Regions from separate parts of the Mus musculus genome. Here region 2 is linked to region 1. Evidence: chromatin loops called from intact Hi-C (ENCODE). Cell type or tissue: heart. All regions are shown on one strand.

Evidence for each region. Peaks named below come from ENCODE experiments on the same cell type or tissue, not always from the same donor. Only the 100,000 strongest peaks of a DNase experiment are listed, where the experiment ranks them.
Region 2: a loop joins it to region 1, with 2.9 times the contacts of the local background. A loop is called at or near these places in 1 of 42 quality-filtered maps.

The regions. Positions count from the first base shown.
Region 1 is chr10:95,936,329-95,944,328 of GRCm38, forward strand. Eea1 (early endosome antigen 1) reads left to right here and starts at 4,335. Exons shown (of 29, transcript NM_001001932.3): 1 at 4,335-4,644. The coding sequence starts at 4,621. In heart, a CTCF peak has its summit at 4,403; a DNase peak (open chromatin) is centred at 4,323; H3K4me3 peaks cover 2,576 bases; H3K27ac peaks cover 2,006 bases.
Region 2 is chr10:95,497,151-95,505,150 of GRCm38, forward strand. Mrpl42 (mitochondrial ribosomal protein L42) reads right to left here and starts at 4,799. Exons shown (of 6, transcript NM_001359476.1): 1 at 4,756-4,799; 2 at 3,233-3,372. The coding sequence starts at 3,299. In heart, a CTCF peak has its summit at 4,749; a DNase peak (open chromatin) is centred at 4,821; H3K4me3 peaks cover 1,843 bases; H3K27ac peaks cover 1,281 bases.

The sequences.
Region 1 (8,000 bases):
CTCCCTTCATTTGGTAACCAAGAAAGGTAGCCTCTGAACTACAAAGTTGGGTTTCCTTAGCCTATACACTGTAGCCCAAGGTCTCTAACTTTTGCAGCAGTCCCTCAGTGACTCCTTTATGAGCTATTTTGGCCTCAGAGGCTAAGAGGAGGTCATCTACATACTATAAGAGTATGGTCCTGGGAAACTTCTGATGGAAGGGCAAAAGTTCAGAGCTTAGTGCCTCATCAAATAGGGCTGGAGAGTTTTTAAATCCTTGGGGCAACTTGGTCCAAGAAAGTTGCCCACTACAGCCTCTCAATGGGTCTGTCCTTTCCGAAGCAAGTTTGGGTTGACCAGCATCTCATTTCTCAGGTCCAAGGCAGCGTACATCTGTTTCTCTGGAGGAATCAGGTTTGTGAGTGTATAGGTTGAGGACCGAGTGGATGCTCTTGACCCTCTTACTCACTTCCCTCAGGTCTTGGACTGGTGTATAATCAGAGGTCAGAGGTTAAATCACAGGCAGGAGAGGTATATTCCAGGGTGACAGGTTTCAGGTTAAATCACAGGATGTCTGTCTTTACAAGTTGGGCAAAATTCCCCTTTTTGTTTCTAGAGTCACTGGGTATGATTTGAATATGGACCATGGTAGCTGAACTAGTGAACAACTGTGGGAATTTGGAGTTGGGGCAAGCCCAGGGTTAATTTTTGCCCATACTTCCAGGAGTCTGTTGTAAATCTGAGAGCTAGTCAAGCTATTTGATTGTTGGTAGGGCTTTCAGCTAGAGGATTTTTTTCTCACAAAGTACAAGACACCAACATTTTGCTGGGTATTTATATGTCTGGGTTTGATCAGAGGTGATAGTGATTTTCAGTTTATGTAAGAGATCTTATCTCAAAAGGGGGCTGGGGAAATCAGGCATGACCAAGAATGAGTGGGTTATTGTAGAGAGAAACTCTTGTGCTCTGTAGGGATGCAGAGCCTGTTAATAAAATGCTGATTGACCTATAAGCTTAGGCAGGAAATAGAAGATGGGACATCCAGTGGAGAGATTGAATTTTGTGGGGGTGGGGTGGGGGGAAGAAGCACAGGGGACTTGTCTTGGGACATGAAGGAAGACAGACACATGAAAGCTGAGCAGCAGTAATGAGTCACATGGCAGAACTTAGATTAGAAGAAATGGGATATTAAGTTATGAGCTAGTCAGAGAACTACCCAAAACGTATGGCCAAGGTGTTTGTAAATATAGTAAAGCCTCAAGTCATTTTTTCCTGGGAACAGGGGCACAGCAAACAACCACAAGAGGTTACTATCCCCTTTCCTAGTGTTAGGGGAATAGGGTTGTCCAGAGATTCACTGGTGAGACCACGAGCACATTTTAACAAAGAGGAGGCTTTATTTAGATATGGGCACCAGAACTACATGTATGTTTGGGTTTCTCAAGATGTAGGTAGCCCTGAGCCATATTAGTCAGGAGTTTATAAAGGTAAAAACTATATGGTTACATTCTGGTTACCTGTTAGCACATATCTTGCCTATGTGCTAGAATTCTGTGTGTGTAAGCAGGAGCTCAATTTATTAAACAGTTGTCCTGCAACTTTGATTATCTTGAGCAAGGAAAGCTGGTTTACAGAGATGGAAAATATGGTTAGCATTGTGGCCTGTTACAAGAACAATAGTTTCTGTTAAATTATACAAGACCAAGCAATTACAGGAATACTTAACATTCCAGGAAGTTATTTGTTTTTGAGCATAGCTTCTTCAGGCTAGAGGTATTTTTATTTTCGAATCCCTTATAGATAGTAAACTTTAAGCATAATGTAAGCATCACACTTCTCGAGTCAAACTCTCGACTCTGTGTGGGTACCTGTTTATATTGGGATCTAATATACCCAGTTAAGGCAATAATTAGCCTGAGCAGAAGGGCTATAGGCACTGCTATGGCTGGCAGTATACTTATTAGCTAGGAGGATCCTGAAAATGAGAAGCGGAATCATTCTTTGTTTTCCCCGATTTTGGGTTCTTTCTCTTTCTGCAATGTTTTTATGTTTTTGTTTTTTTTTTCCTTTGGAGTGTAACCAAATTATCTCTAATGATTCCCGAGTGGTTTGCGTAGAAATGACACTTTTCTCTTAACCTCCTTGTTCTGCAGTTGGTTGAGCCCCCTGCCATACTGCAAAACCACATCAGCGAATGATTCCTCCTGTTCTTCCACTGTGTTAATAGATTTTCTAATGTGGATAGACCCTGTTCTATTTGATGTCCTAGGCTTTTGAGAGAGGTTTTGCAACTGCAGAATCAGTTATACAGATTAGTAGTGGAGAACAGAACATAAATTATCACAGACTGAGGGAGTCTCCTGCCTTTCCTATCCTGGAAGAGCCCCATACTAGAAGCCTCCCTCAAGGTGAGAGTGGCAAAAGATGAGGCTCCTGGGAAGGATCATGAAAGGGAGGGTCGGGGTGTCCTGCAGCTGGCAGCCCAAGGAGGCCTGGTGTGCCTTTAAAAGAAGAGCAGGTGGGGAGGAGGCCTCCAAACGGGAGTCAGGAGGGGACTGGGGGGTCAGAGTCAGAAATAGGAGAATGATCGGGTGGTTGGGGTTGATAAGAGGATCCGCTTCAGGTGTGAGCTGGGCTCAGCAGTGGATCTGGTGACATGTATTTTTGCCTGGCTGGTGTTCTAGGTGTAGAGGGTGGCAGCATAACTCCCTTGACGGTGCTGCTAGGACCAGAGGCCAACACTTGTCCTGCACCTTAGTTTCATTTACTTTCTCTGAAACAAAAATGGTGGTGTTGGGGGAGAGATCTGGTCAGTAAGTTTTTAAATTCTGGGATTTGGGACTCCTTCAGGCCAGAATGTGGGATACTGGTCCAGGTGTCCTGGTTTATTAGAGACCACACGTTGCCCTTTGTGCATAAGAGGAAGGCTGAAGTAGCCTTCAGCAGGCCAGCCCACCTGAAGTGAAGACCAATCAAGGGTACACAAAGTAGTTAATTTTCCCGTTGAGATCTGTTCTCCAGACTCGTGAGCTTTCCTCTGGAGACTCTTAAAATGAGAGTTCATCAGATTCAAGGGGTTTTCTGGGTAGAAGAATTTTGACCCATGATTTTAAATTTCTCAAGAACAATGAACAGCACAAGCAATCTACACAATACAAAAATAGGACAAAGTTCTCAAATCTGGTAGCCCCCCCACCCCCACAATCCTGACCTAACAGCGTCCTGGAGGCCCCACCGACTCAGAAACTGACACTGCATTTAGCTTTTCCACAAGTCCCTAGGATTATTAGCTACAGATAGAGAAACCTTACCTGAGGTATTCAATGCTTTCCCCCACCCCACAATCTAGGCATCCCCAGTTCCCAGCCTTTCTGATTGCTCTCTCAGCTCCCAGGTCACTAGGTACTGTCAGTATCCCAAGTTTCACCTTGTGCAGTTTAGTCATCTAGAACCTGGCAGAGGCCTCCCAAGCACTGGAATTGCCTGGGAGAGAAACACTTATAACAGAGCAACCCCGAATGCACATTACAGAGAGTTTCTAGAGACAAAGAACACAGAAAACTCACATCCTAGCTGGCAGTTGAAGGAGGAAGCAAGCAAGTGGTTAAACAGAAGCCAAGGACACGAAGTTAGCTGGGGTATTTCTACCCCTTGCTTTTAGAACATAGTTAGGTGCTTTCCCACGGAAGGGCTAGTAAAAGTGTGTGTGTTTCAGCTTAAAACAAGGATGGCTCCAGCTGAAATAAGATGAAGAAACCTTTGCCCTGTCACAAAAGGATAAACCCAAACTTCTCTAGTTAATCCCAAACCCAGCCTCCTCCCATGTTTTATTGTTGCTCTGATTGCAATCAGAAGCAGGAAGGAAGCGGGTAACCTGGGTATGGAAAAGCAGGGGGAAGCCCAACACAGTTAAGTAAGCCTTGGTTTCTCGGGTCCACAATGGCTTGGAGTTTAGAGGTCGAATCAGCCTTTCCAGCCAAGAGGAGGATCCGGCTCGGGGTTGCTGCACTAAGAGCGCTAGCAAACTTCCATCCTAGGCTGGGGCTCAGCTGAAGTTAGCTCTAAAACCTGTTCTTCCATCCCCGTGTGGGGGACACCTCCAGGCGGGACCCGTGAGGTCCCCACGCATCTTCTCCATCAGAACACCAGGCAACCCTCAACATTCCCGAGCAGGGTCCGGCACCCAAGGTCCAAGCTCTCGGCGGAAGAAGCCAAGGCACCAGCTTCCTGTGGCCTGTCTCTCACACTAGCCCCGCTTCCGATTGGTCGAAGCCTCGGGCCGGCCCTCCCTCCGGCCCCGCCCTCCCCGCGGATGGACAGGCCGAGGAGGCGGGGCTGCAGCGGCTCCGCCCCTCGGCCCCGGGCGGGCGGGCCCGCCCAGCTGTCAGTTACGGGGGCGGCCCGGCAGGCGGGCGCTCGCTGGCTCCCTCCTCGCTGGCTCGTGCTCGTGAGCCTCTCGCCGCCTGTGGGGAAGTCGGGGCCGCCAAAGCCGCGTCCACCGCCGCCTCTTCCCCGCCCTCCTCCCTCCCGGCTCGGCTGCCGGCCCCTCGCGCCCTCCAGTCGTGAGTAACCCGCATAAGGGCGCGGAGAGTCCCCGCGGCGGCGGCGGCGGTGACGGCGGCGGCGGCGGCCGGCCAAACCATGTTTCGAAGGATCTTGCAGAGGGTAAGAGTGAAACCGTCCTTCCGGCAGCACGTGAGCGCGAGCGTCCGAGCCCGGCCGCGGGGCAGCCCGGGCTGGAGGGCGGGGGCGCTCAGAGCTCCGCTAGGCCCGGTGACAGCGTGCGCCGAGGCCTGCTGGTCCTGCCGGAGCCGGGCTGCGGGTGGGGCGGGGCGCAGGCCGGAGCCCGGAGGGCCTCCAGCCTCGGCTCCCGCGCTCGGGGCTGTCACCACGGGCTGGAGGGTGTGGTGCCCGCGCGCGCCCCTCCCCGCTCCCCGCTCCCGGCTCCGCGCCCGTGGGTGCTCGGCTGCGGGCGGCTGCGGGGCCCTTCCCTGCCCCAGCGTGCCACCACCTTCCCACGACACGCACCTGCCTGTCTGCCTCCTTACTCATCTATCTGCACGGTACAGGAGGGTCATGGGAGACCCGGCCTAGTCCTGGGACTTGAAGACGCTGAACTGCCAAAGTCGGTGGAGAAGGAAGATATTACTCACTGTTGGAAAGTTTCTTTTAAGAATTACAAGTGCATTTTCCTCTCCAAGACCCAGAACCTCATTTTAGTTATCCAGGACTAAATGGCTCAAACGGCAGATACACTCCAGTTTAGTTTCCACCAGGGCTATCTCAATGTAAAATCTGGGAAATCTTGAGGGTAAAAAGGTAAGAGCGTTGGAAAGCCGTAGATGTTTTGTTTAGGTACCAGTTCCTAGAATAACATAATTAAAATCGCTTCTAATAAGAGTTGCCTACTCAAGTGTTTTGGATAGCTTCCATTCGCTCCCTTCTGCAGCTGGTTAATGTAAAGAGATGTTACCTAGAGAGTAGGAGAATTAGTTCAAAGGACAAGAACTTACTGAATGTGTAGCATTTAGTTAAGAAATGTGCCAAGGAGGGTTGAGTCAGCCAGTACACAGGAAGGGAAGATTCTGTTTAGACAGCTTCTGTGAAACATTGAAGTCATCTGGTCATACATCAGAGGAAACATAGTTAACGTCTGCTCTGGCCCTCTGTGGGGACATTGGATTTTTTTTTTTTTCCTTTTGCAATCGTTTTTGGTAGTTTTTTTGAAACTTTGATAGAGCTGAACCTTGGTAGCAAGCAAGGGCATACCCTTTACTCTCCCCATCAGCTGCTTTGTTCAACAGCAAAGGCTTCTGTGCATGATTGATGGCTTGATTTGCTTAAGAGAACTGATTACCTTAACCTCAGGTTACACACGCACACGTGAGTGCACCCCCTCCCCCCCCATACAGTTACCCAAGAGAAAAGGAGTTTGTGGTTTGCTTTTAAGTTTATCAACAATGTTTTCTGATTTGGGAGTTGCTTCTGGTGGCAACAGTTTGGCTTTCAAAAAACATGGGTTTTTCAGTTCTGAAGACCTGGGATTGTATGACGATCATTCTTCGTATTGTTGTTTGTTTATCTGATCTAGAAGTTTCTGTCAAAATGGAAACATGGTATTTACTGTGGTTATTGCTGAAATATATTATTGAATCATCATATTTGAATACATCAGATTGACAAATGGGCTTCCCAGCCTTGGAACTAGAGATACTTGTGAGTAAGTCGTTCTATCGTAGGGGTGGCTTTGTGCATTTGTCAGTAGCTAAAGTCATCCATCCCTTCTATTGAGTAAATGATAAGCTACATTCCTTCTAATATTGTACCTGCTTCAGGCAAGCAAAACTATCTCCAGACCAAATGTTCTCTAGGGGCTAAATTGCCCCTAGTTGAGATCCACCATGGTATGTATATGTATATACATATACACATATATATGGATATATGGATATATCTATCCTTCAATAGGAAAGTTTGAAATGTCTCTCATAGTTAATGTTCTCGTCTACAGTGGAGAGCTTCAGTAGGATCCATGTATAATGCTAGGAGCTATGAAATGGTTTTTAATAAGATGTAGCCCTCCCTTTAGAACTCGGAACTTGGTTGGCGGGGTGAACATGAAAAAGTAATTACAGTGCTGTGAACTGGAAGAATGAGGAGTGCTCTGGGAGCTACTTTGGAGGAGGTTGTTAGGCAGTTATGATAAGCTTTGGGAAGGAGGACATAGTTATAGCTTGAGAGGGAAGGACATGCCAGGAAGAGGGAATAGCATTTATAAAAGTATGGGGTCATAAAAGGAGCAAGGGATCCTTGGGGGGGATGAAGGGTTAAGTTTAAGAGGTGAGACAGTATTCAGGGATGGGTGGGAGATGAGGCTACTCTAGTGGGGAGTGACTAAGTTAGGAGAGGACCTTGCATCTCTTTGAAGTGTTCAAGTTTGTCTTGTCCATGTGTCTGTTTTGAATGCTTAGCATTTAATAAGAGTATTTTGATGATGCTAAGACTTGTGATTTATATTACTAATTTAGATCCTATAATGTGTGTTTTTATTAACTCAACAGGTGGTTTTTGCTAACAGGCATAACGTGAGTCTTTATTTTGTAACTGTCAATCCTTTTTTTTTTTTTTTTTTAACCTTACCCTGTCAACCTTATTTCTCAGCAGTGGAACTATGATACAAGATTAAAAGTACACATACTGATTTGGAGGGTTGCTTGAAGGGTCCATGCTTTTAACTGTACTTCACTTCTCTTAACATTCTGTTTTTAGATGATCTTTCATTTTGACTATTATAATTTTCTTCTGATTAGTATTTTTTAGATAACATTTTGAAAGAAGAAAAGGACATTGCATGTATAATCAATTCTGACTTCATCTTTGAACATTACTAATAAGTCCTTATGGTACTTCACAGATATTTTATTCTTCCTCTTCTTTTGTTAGCTTACTAAAAGAAAGGTGTTATTGAGGGTTAGAAATGCCTGGAAAATGGTAAAGGTGATTAAGACACCCTGATATGTATGTAAGGAATATTTTGATTAAGGTATAGCCTCATTGCATTTCTATTCTGTGGTAAACATCATGAACAAGGCAACTTATAAAAGAAGGTGTTTACTTTGTGTCTTATGGTTTCAGAAGTTAGAGTCCATGATGGTGGAACAAAGGCATGGCAGCAGGAACAGCTGAGAGCTCGCATCTTAGTGCATAGTTTGGAGGCATAGAGGGAGACACTGGGAATGGCTTGAGACTTTTAAAACCTCAAAACCTGCTCTCCACGCCCCATACCTCCTCCAAAAAGGTCCTACCTCCTAATCCTTCCTAAACAGTTCTATCAACCAGGGGCCAAGCATTCAAACCTATAGCTCTGTGGGGCTCATTCTTTCTTCATAGATCCTTTGAGAAATACTTGAACTTAAGGCTCTCAGTGGTCAGAAAGATGATCAGCATTACTACAGTAGGCAGTTTGCAAACTTTGTGAGATTTCTTTCTTAAAGAATATGGTATAATTTAAGAATATTACA
Region 2 (8,000 bases), 440 kb before region 1:
GGAAAGAAGCCAGCAATGAAGAGGAGGAGCAATGGGGTGAGCGAGTGAGTCACAAAGATAATGTATGCACAAAATAGGCAGGAAAATGGAGTGGGGGAGGGTGTTGGTCTTTTGGGTTTTTTGTTTGTTGGTCCAGGTTTGTTTTGTTTTGATTGGTTGGTTGGTTTGGTTTTGGTTTTTTTTTGTTTTTTTAAAGATTTATTTATTCATTTATTATATATAAGTACACTGTAGCTGTCTTCAGACACTCCAGAAGAGGGCGTCAGATCTCATTATGGGTGGTTGCGAGCCACCATGTGGTTGCTGGGATTTGAACTCAGGACCTTCAAAGAGCAGTCGGGTGCTCTTACCCACTGAGCCATCTCTCCAGCCCTGGTTTGGCTTTGTGAGTCAGGGTTTCTCTGTGTAGCCTTGGCTGTCCTGGAACTAGCTCTGCAGACCAGGATAGCCTTGATCTCAGAGACCCATCTGCCTCGGCCTCTGCCCCACCGAGGGCTGGGATTAAAAGTGTGTTCCACACCATCCAGTGAAGATCACTGTAATCAATGCTGCCTGGAATAACTCGAAGTAAAAAGCATTACAGCAATTGTACTTTTTATTAGTAGTATTTTGTGACAGTGTCACTATGTTGTCTTGGTTGGCCTGAAGCTCATTGTGTGTATCACATGAGCCTGGATCTCATGGAAATCCACCTGGCTCTGCCTCCCAAATGGTAGAAATTATAGGTTCATGCCAACATGTCCATCACACTACAGTGATTTTTTTGGATGTTGCTTTGAGACAGGGTCTTTCTACGTAGCCCTAGCTATTCTGGAACTCACTATGTAGTCCAGGCTGGCCTCAAACATAGAGAGATCCTCCTGCCTCTGCCTCCTGGAGTACTTGGATTAAAGGTGTACTACCACACCCAGCCCATTACAGGAACGTTCGTTCGTTCGTTGGTTTGTTTGTTTGTTTGTTTGTTTGTTTGTTTTTCAAGACAGGGTTTCTCTCTGTAGCCGTGGCTGTCCTGGAACTTACTATGTAGACCAGGCTGGCCTCAAACTCAAGAAATCTGTCTGCCTCTGCCTCAAGCACTAGGATTAAAGGCATGCACCACTACCGCCCAGCTTACAAAAAACTTTTAAAAGCATAGATAATCAAAAGTTAATTCGTATGGCTCTTACTTTAGTTTGTGGCTACAATCACTGGCAATATTCTGTGCTCATGAACTAATTTTAAGATGAACACTGGTGGCACATGCACTTAACCCCAGCACTCAGAATAGGGGCAGGTAGATCTCTGAGTTTGAGGCCAGCCTAGTCTTCAGAGCAACTTCTAGGACAGCTAGGGCTACACAGAAAAGTAGGATGTGATTATCAAAATAATGTTCAGACCTTTAAGAATCAGGATTAGGTGAGCAAGGGATCTGGGGACAGAATTGTAAAAATTGCCTGTCTGTCTGTGGAATTAGTTCCCTCATTCTAACATGTGGGCTCCAGAGATGGAACTCAGGTCATCAAGCTTGGTGTCATCTCATCTTTTGAGAGAAAGATCCCTGCTACTTAGCCTCCCGTTTCCCTAACAGAGCCCAGCTCCAGGGTGCCAAGAAGTCAGACCCAATACAGCTAGTATTCTCCACAGGAGCTAATAAAAATTACCTATCTGTCCCTCTTCACTGAAAAGACCTTTTCCTATCAGATTTCCCACTATGTGTATACTGCGGCCCTAGTACAAATTCGACATCCTCAGTCCCTCTTGCACACAGTGGGAGATTTAGAAATGTCTGATTACCTGATAGGAGTGACAGGGATGGCCAGAATGTTCAGTTAACTCTGAGCTAACTTAAACTGTCCCCAATTCAGTCATCCCAAGGTCCTCTGACTAACCTGACAAGGAGGCCCTTGTCCACTCAGCTTCTGCTACTAAAGGGAGACCATTAGTTTTGAAGTTGTATGTGGAAAAGGATGTTAACATTGGTGGCAAAGCAAAATGGACAATTTAAAGAGAAAGGACAAAGAGCATCAAGAAGAAGCCCTCCCATGTGAGGGACATTCAAAACTCTCACACACGCAATCGACATCGGGTGTGGATGTTTTAAAGCTCATGAAGCCATTTGAAGCATCTGGTCTCATAACTTACTTAAGGACAAAGAAGGATGACAGAGAACGTATGACTAAGGTCATGTGACAGAAGGCTTTCTAGAAAAGTAGGATTAGGTAAATTCCAACTGTTTGGTTTTTTTTGGTTTTTGTTTTTTTTTTTTGTTTTTGTTTGTTTGTTTGTTTGTTTGTTTGTTTTTCGAGACAGGGTTTCTCTGTGTAGTCCTGGCTGTCCTGGAACTCACTTTGTAGACCAGGCTGGCCTCGAACTCAGAAATCCGCCTGCCTCTGCCTCCTGAGTGCTGGGATTAAGGCATGCACCACCACGCCCAGCTCCAACTGTTTTAAAAAGTAGTGAGCAAAACAGGGTTTGCCTTGCCTCAAATGACCCCAAGTTACCTATTTATTGCTTTGGGGAGGCAGGGTGTGAAAGCAGCTAGCTGTGAAAAGCAGGATTTTCACATGCTGTTTACTTATGAGCCAAGAGGCTGACTATGAAGCACAGATTAATAGACTTTCAGGAAAAATGATCTTTAGAAAGGAGGCACATTTATTTGTTTAATGGCCATATCCACAAGGGGAAAAAACCTACAATATTAACAGTGATGATCCTTGGAAGATGGGGCTGTGGGCTTCCTTTTTATTTCTAAATTTTATGAACTACTAAAAAAAAAAACAAATTAAGAGGTGTAAACTGTAGTGAGTCTAAATGTTCTACAGGAAGGGGAAGCTACTCTACCAGTTCACCTGAATCCATTTTGGATCGTAATGATAGCCAATGACTAGCCTAGATCTTTCACTCAGCATTTATGCACATCTATATACACAAAGGCACACTCATACAAACACACACACACATCATCATCACCACCACCATCATCATCTTTTAAGCCCACAACAGGATCATTCTGATAAATCAGATTTTCTTCTTTCTCTACTTAGTGATCTTTCCACAATGATAACAGCTTTATAATATTCATAGTTACAATGTAACATAACTTATTAATCCCTTCTTTGACTGGCATTTAAATTTTGTCCCCTTTTTATGACTGCAAATAGGAGGCATAGAGAATAACCAAATGCTTTAAATATTCTATATTTGAAAAACCACAAAACATTTTTAAGCATTTAAAAAAAAAAATCTCACTTACTTTGGATTGGAAGTAAATGCTTCCAGATAGTTCTGTTTGATATCGCCCATTTTACTGCCGCAGCCATGATCCTTAGCAAGTGATTTGAAAAAACGATATTGTGAAGTGAAAGCTGTTGCTAGGCACACAGATTTTCGTTCCTGTTTAAGAGAGAAAGAAAATCGGCTACAAAGGTAAAGTTAAACACTAACATCAAGGTAGGAACCATTAGCTAGTGCTCATCATTTGAAAACAAGGCTTTTAAACCTGGCCGTTCCAGTTTAACAACAGGACAAAGTCACTGAGATCAAAATATGAGAAACAGAGCAACTATTCCGCTATCATTTCTCTTAAGTGCAACTTTCTCAGGACTCTGCACAGTCGGCTTCACTTACTGAGTGCTTAGCAGAATACGTAATTAGAAAGTCACTCACACATAATACACGCTGCAAACTCTTCCTCAAATGCTAGTGAGTCTACATTCTAGCTCCCAAGTCCCACCCATAGGATCCTATCACTTACAGTAATGCTGTTTCTGATGAAACTAAATATTCAACATGAAAAACTTAAGAGGAACCCATCGATGTCACTATCTCATCTCCTGTCACATAACATTTAAAGATGCAGCAAGCATATTTATTTCGAATCATGAAAATTTAAAAGGACTTGCTTCCAAAGACTTTAGTGTTGCTCACTTACAAACTGGAAGATTTGAGGCAAGTCATTAACTAAACGACCTTCCAATTCTTCAGTGGTAAACTTCAAGAAGCAACCACAAATTTCATGAGATGGTGTAAATAAACGGTAATTACTGTGCCCCTATTCTCTATTGGTCTCAGTGACCCTCTATAGGCAGGAAAGGGATTAGGATAGGGCTCTCTTTATTTGCACGCAGATGCCAGACATCCTAAGAGCGCCGCGAATGGCAAACCCTGAGTTCATTCAGCTAGTTATTTATGCCTTGCAACCCACTTTCTTAATATTCTGTGCTCTTTCAGTTTATTGGGAACGAAGGCTGAGAAAAGTCAAATGCTTTATTTTGGTAGTTCACTGTCTAACTGGTGGCATGCACGGAAAGAAAACCCACGTCTTCTGATTACAAGTCCAAAATCAAAACGTTTGTGGGGACCTTCCTCTGCTCCATGCTAGCATACCCAGGGGAGGGTCAAACTATTGCTCCAAAGAGAGACTTTCCAGGATGAGCCCCTTGGCACGGAATTCAGTTCCAAACCAAACACCCCGGTGGGGCTGAAGTTCGAGCAACAGTAATACAGGGACTACCACCCAGGAGCCGGTTCAAAGACTTGAATCAGGAGGAGTCTAAGGAGTCGCAAGGTCAACTTGGTGCAGGCTGACGCCCGCATGCACGCCGAGGTGTGCTACAGGAAGGGCGCAACCACACGCCGGCCCTTCTGCAAGATGGAGCCTGGGGACACCGGCAGCCTCGTCCTGCCTCCAACGACAGACATTAAAGCCCTCAATGCCTACGGACAAGCCTTCCGGGCCTGTAAGGAGAGGGCAGCGGTACCTCCACGGCTACTCACCGCGCGCTCGCCATCTTGCTTCAATCTGGGTCCTAAAGGCGCCGTCCAGCGCGCGCTATACGCGCGCGAGGCACTCTGGGAGTTGTAGTCTCTGCCAGGAAAGTAGCCCTAGTTGCAGAAAGAAGGCGGGGCGGGCAGCTGTGGCCAGGCTGCATTTGTTGTGGCCCCTTGGACTCAGGATTCCCAAAGGTGCCCAGACAACAAAATCGCTACCCTCCCGATTTTAGTAGCAGGAACTATTTAAAATAACATCAAAACCAATGTTATACTATTATTCAGAGAATATTAACATTCTCTAAAATTTATGAGCCTATTGGCACCAAATTCAGCTCCAAACCAAATGGATGAATGTGTTTTTCATAATGGATCAATTAAGTTTTCTCAGAGAAGACAAAATGCCAGAGAATTCAAATGAGGGGCCCAGGACTGATATATTTGAAATGAAACCTAGAGAAGCTTTCTCAACCAATGGATCTGATAGATGTAGGAGCTGAAAGGAGAACGTTCCGGGTGTGGCTTTGTCGACTGACTAGGTTAGTCAACAACCTACAGGAGAGGAAAGACTGATAGAGCAGGTTAGAAGTTGTCTGGTAAGGGTGGGAATGGATTCCATTCAGGAGCTGTTGATTTGGGGATTCGCCTGAGACACGCAAGCGGCGATATAATGAAGGTAGAGAGATTTGTTTAGAGAGTAAAGGTTGGGCTAGATAGGAGTATAAAGCCATAGGATTGAGGGCTGGGTATGGAGCTTGGTGCTAGAGCATGCCTGAGACCCTGGGTTTGATGTCTGGCACCACAAAAACATGAATAAAGCTATGAGAATAATGAGTTGGTCAACACATTGACCTCGCTACTCCGGAGACTCCTCCTGCAAGTCTTTAAATGGCTCATGGTTGGTAATCCCTGTGTTCCTGTTCCTCAAACTTCAGACCCACCCACCGGGGTGTTTGATTTGGAACTGAATTCAGTGCCAAGGGGCTCACTCATCCTGGAACGTCTGACCCTCCCCTGGGTATGCTAGCATCGAGCGGAGGAATGTCTTATTGAGATGTAGCTAAAATGGAAGAGGGCTCCAAACAGGGCCAAGGAAATCTAACATATATCACCTAAGAGGCCACCTAGCATGGGAATATCTGAAAAGAGACAGTCCAACAAATAATTGTTAGTATTCCTTCTAGACTCCGCCCAATAGGTAGACCTGTCTTGCTATAAAAGTGGCTCTTTGGCCCCCTGCCCCCTGTTCTCTCCCCCTCCTCTTCTCTGTCTCTGTCTGTACCCCCTTCTCAACTCCCCTTCTCATGCCTCCAAATTATTCTATGCTACACCTGTGCTATGGCTGGTACCTGGAGGGTGGGGTTGGGGACGCCTCATCATGAGCCCACCAAGGCAACCCTTCCAACCTAATTTGCATGGAGGTCAGTAACTTTCTACACTCTGACAGTACATTCAAAAGTTGGGTCTAGTTGAAATATAAATTTTTCCATGCTTCTGAGTTTCATACAGACCGCGAGTTATAGTTTACTTTGCCTTCAAAGTTCGTATGACAAATTGACATTATATTTGCACTTCTGTCTTTTCTTAAGAGCTTAGGAACAATCATGGTGGTGCAAGCCTTTAATCCCAGCACTCAGGAGGCAAAGGCAGATGGATCTCTGTGTTGCGGGAAATATTAAAAATGACCAGCAGGTTTCCCACGCTACTGCCGGCAACTCTCTGCCCTGGCATGTTTCCTGGGCCTCTGCCTCTAAACTAGCCCCATCAGCAACTGACCCTGGCGTTCCCCACGTGATTCGGTTCACTGCCTCAGTGCTGCCCGTACCCTCTCAGCCAAAATCCCCCTGTGGTCGGTGGTCCCACATTACAGTAACCCAGTAAAACAAAACTCTAGAAGCTTATAATTAACAAGTCAGATTTATATATCAATAAATTCTCAATTCACAAGATGCCTACACAATAATTTCAGAGCCAATTGATAATAATACAAGCGGCCCACCTAGATCAGACAACTTATCCCAATTATTCTATCCCTATGTGATATTCATAACTACCCGTGGGTATTTAAAGCCATGCGCGATCAGGATCTTCTTTCTGTCTGTCCGTCTCCATCTTGGCTTCTCCTCCTCTCCTGAGAGACACTCTGTCTCTCTCTGCAACTCTTAGATCTGCTTCCCTTTTCCCTGTCCAATCACAGGCCTCCTGCTGCACTAATATTTTAATGTAATTGGACAGGAAAAATGCTGCTATATCTCTGCATTTGAGGCCACCCTGGTTAAAAAAAGAAAAGAAAAAGAAAAAAGAAAAAAACAAGACAGGAAGGAAGGAGGAAGAGAAAACATGGAAAGAGGAATGTCATCATTTAATGTCTAAATCTAATGATTTCTAGCTTGAAGTTGTATTTGTTAGGATTTATCAGAAAACAGATGATATGCCAAAATTGGGATGTAGTTCTGATATAATTCCAGAAGGTATTCTTCACTGAGGCACTGATGTATGGGTGATTTATAGAATTGGAAAACATAGTATTTATATACCCCAGCTTTGGTTACACTGCTTAGTGTAACTCATTCCTTCATGAACCTCTAGACCTGAAGGTAAAAAAAGAAACAAATGCCAAACCCGTTGAGAGGTGCTGGCACATAGCCAAAGAGCACTGACACCATGAGGTGACCTTGAAGGAGCCACCTGAGACAATAATTACCCTGACTTCTCTGGACTTTCTCTTTCCTACAAATTAAAACTTAGTCCCATAAGACTGTCTCCTGTTTCAGATGCCAACTGGAGACTTAGATAGAACAAATATTTGTGTGTCTTTGTGTGTTATAATCTCAAACCCAACTAGGCAGTCATATTACAAGGTGTATTGGACTTTTTTGGGGGGGGGCATAGTTTTGAGTAAAGTATTTGATAGAAATGACTTTAAAGTATTGAAGTTCTTGTTTTGACTCATGGTTTTATAGGATTTATTTGATGGTTGTTTGGTGCATGCCCCTGGGCACAGCATCATGGTGCTGGGATCCTGTAGAAGAGGAGTATCCACAATGTACAGCAGGCAGAGACAGCATCTGACAATGTGGCAAATAGGAAGAACAAAGCCATATTAGGGAGAGCTGTAGTAGTTAAGTTTACCTTTGTAGCTGATTTTCTTTTTTTTTTTTTTTTTTTTTTTTTTTTAAAGATTTATTATTTATTATATGTAAGTACACTGTAGCTGTCTTCAGACACTCCAGAAGAGGGAGTCAGATCTC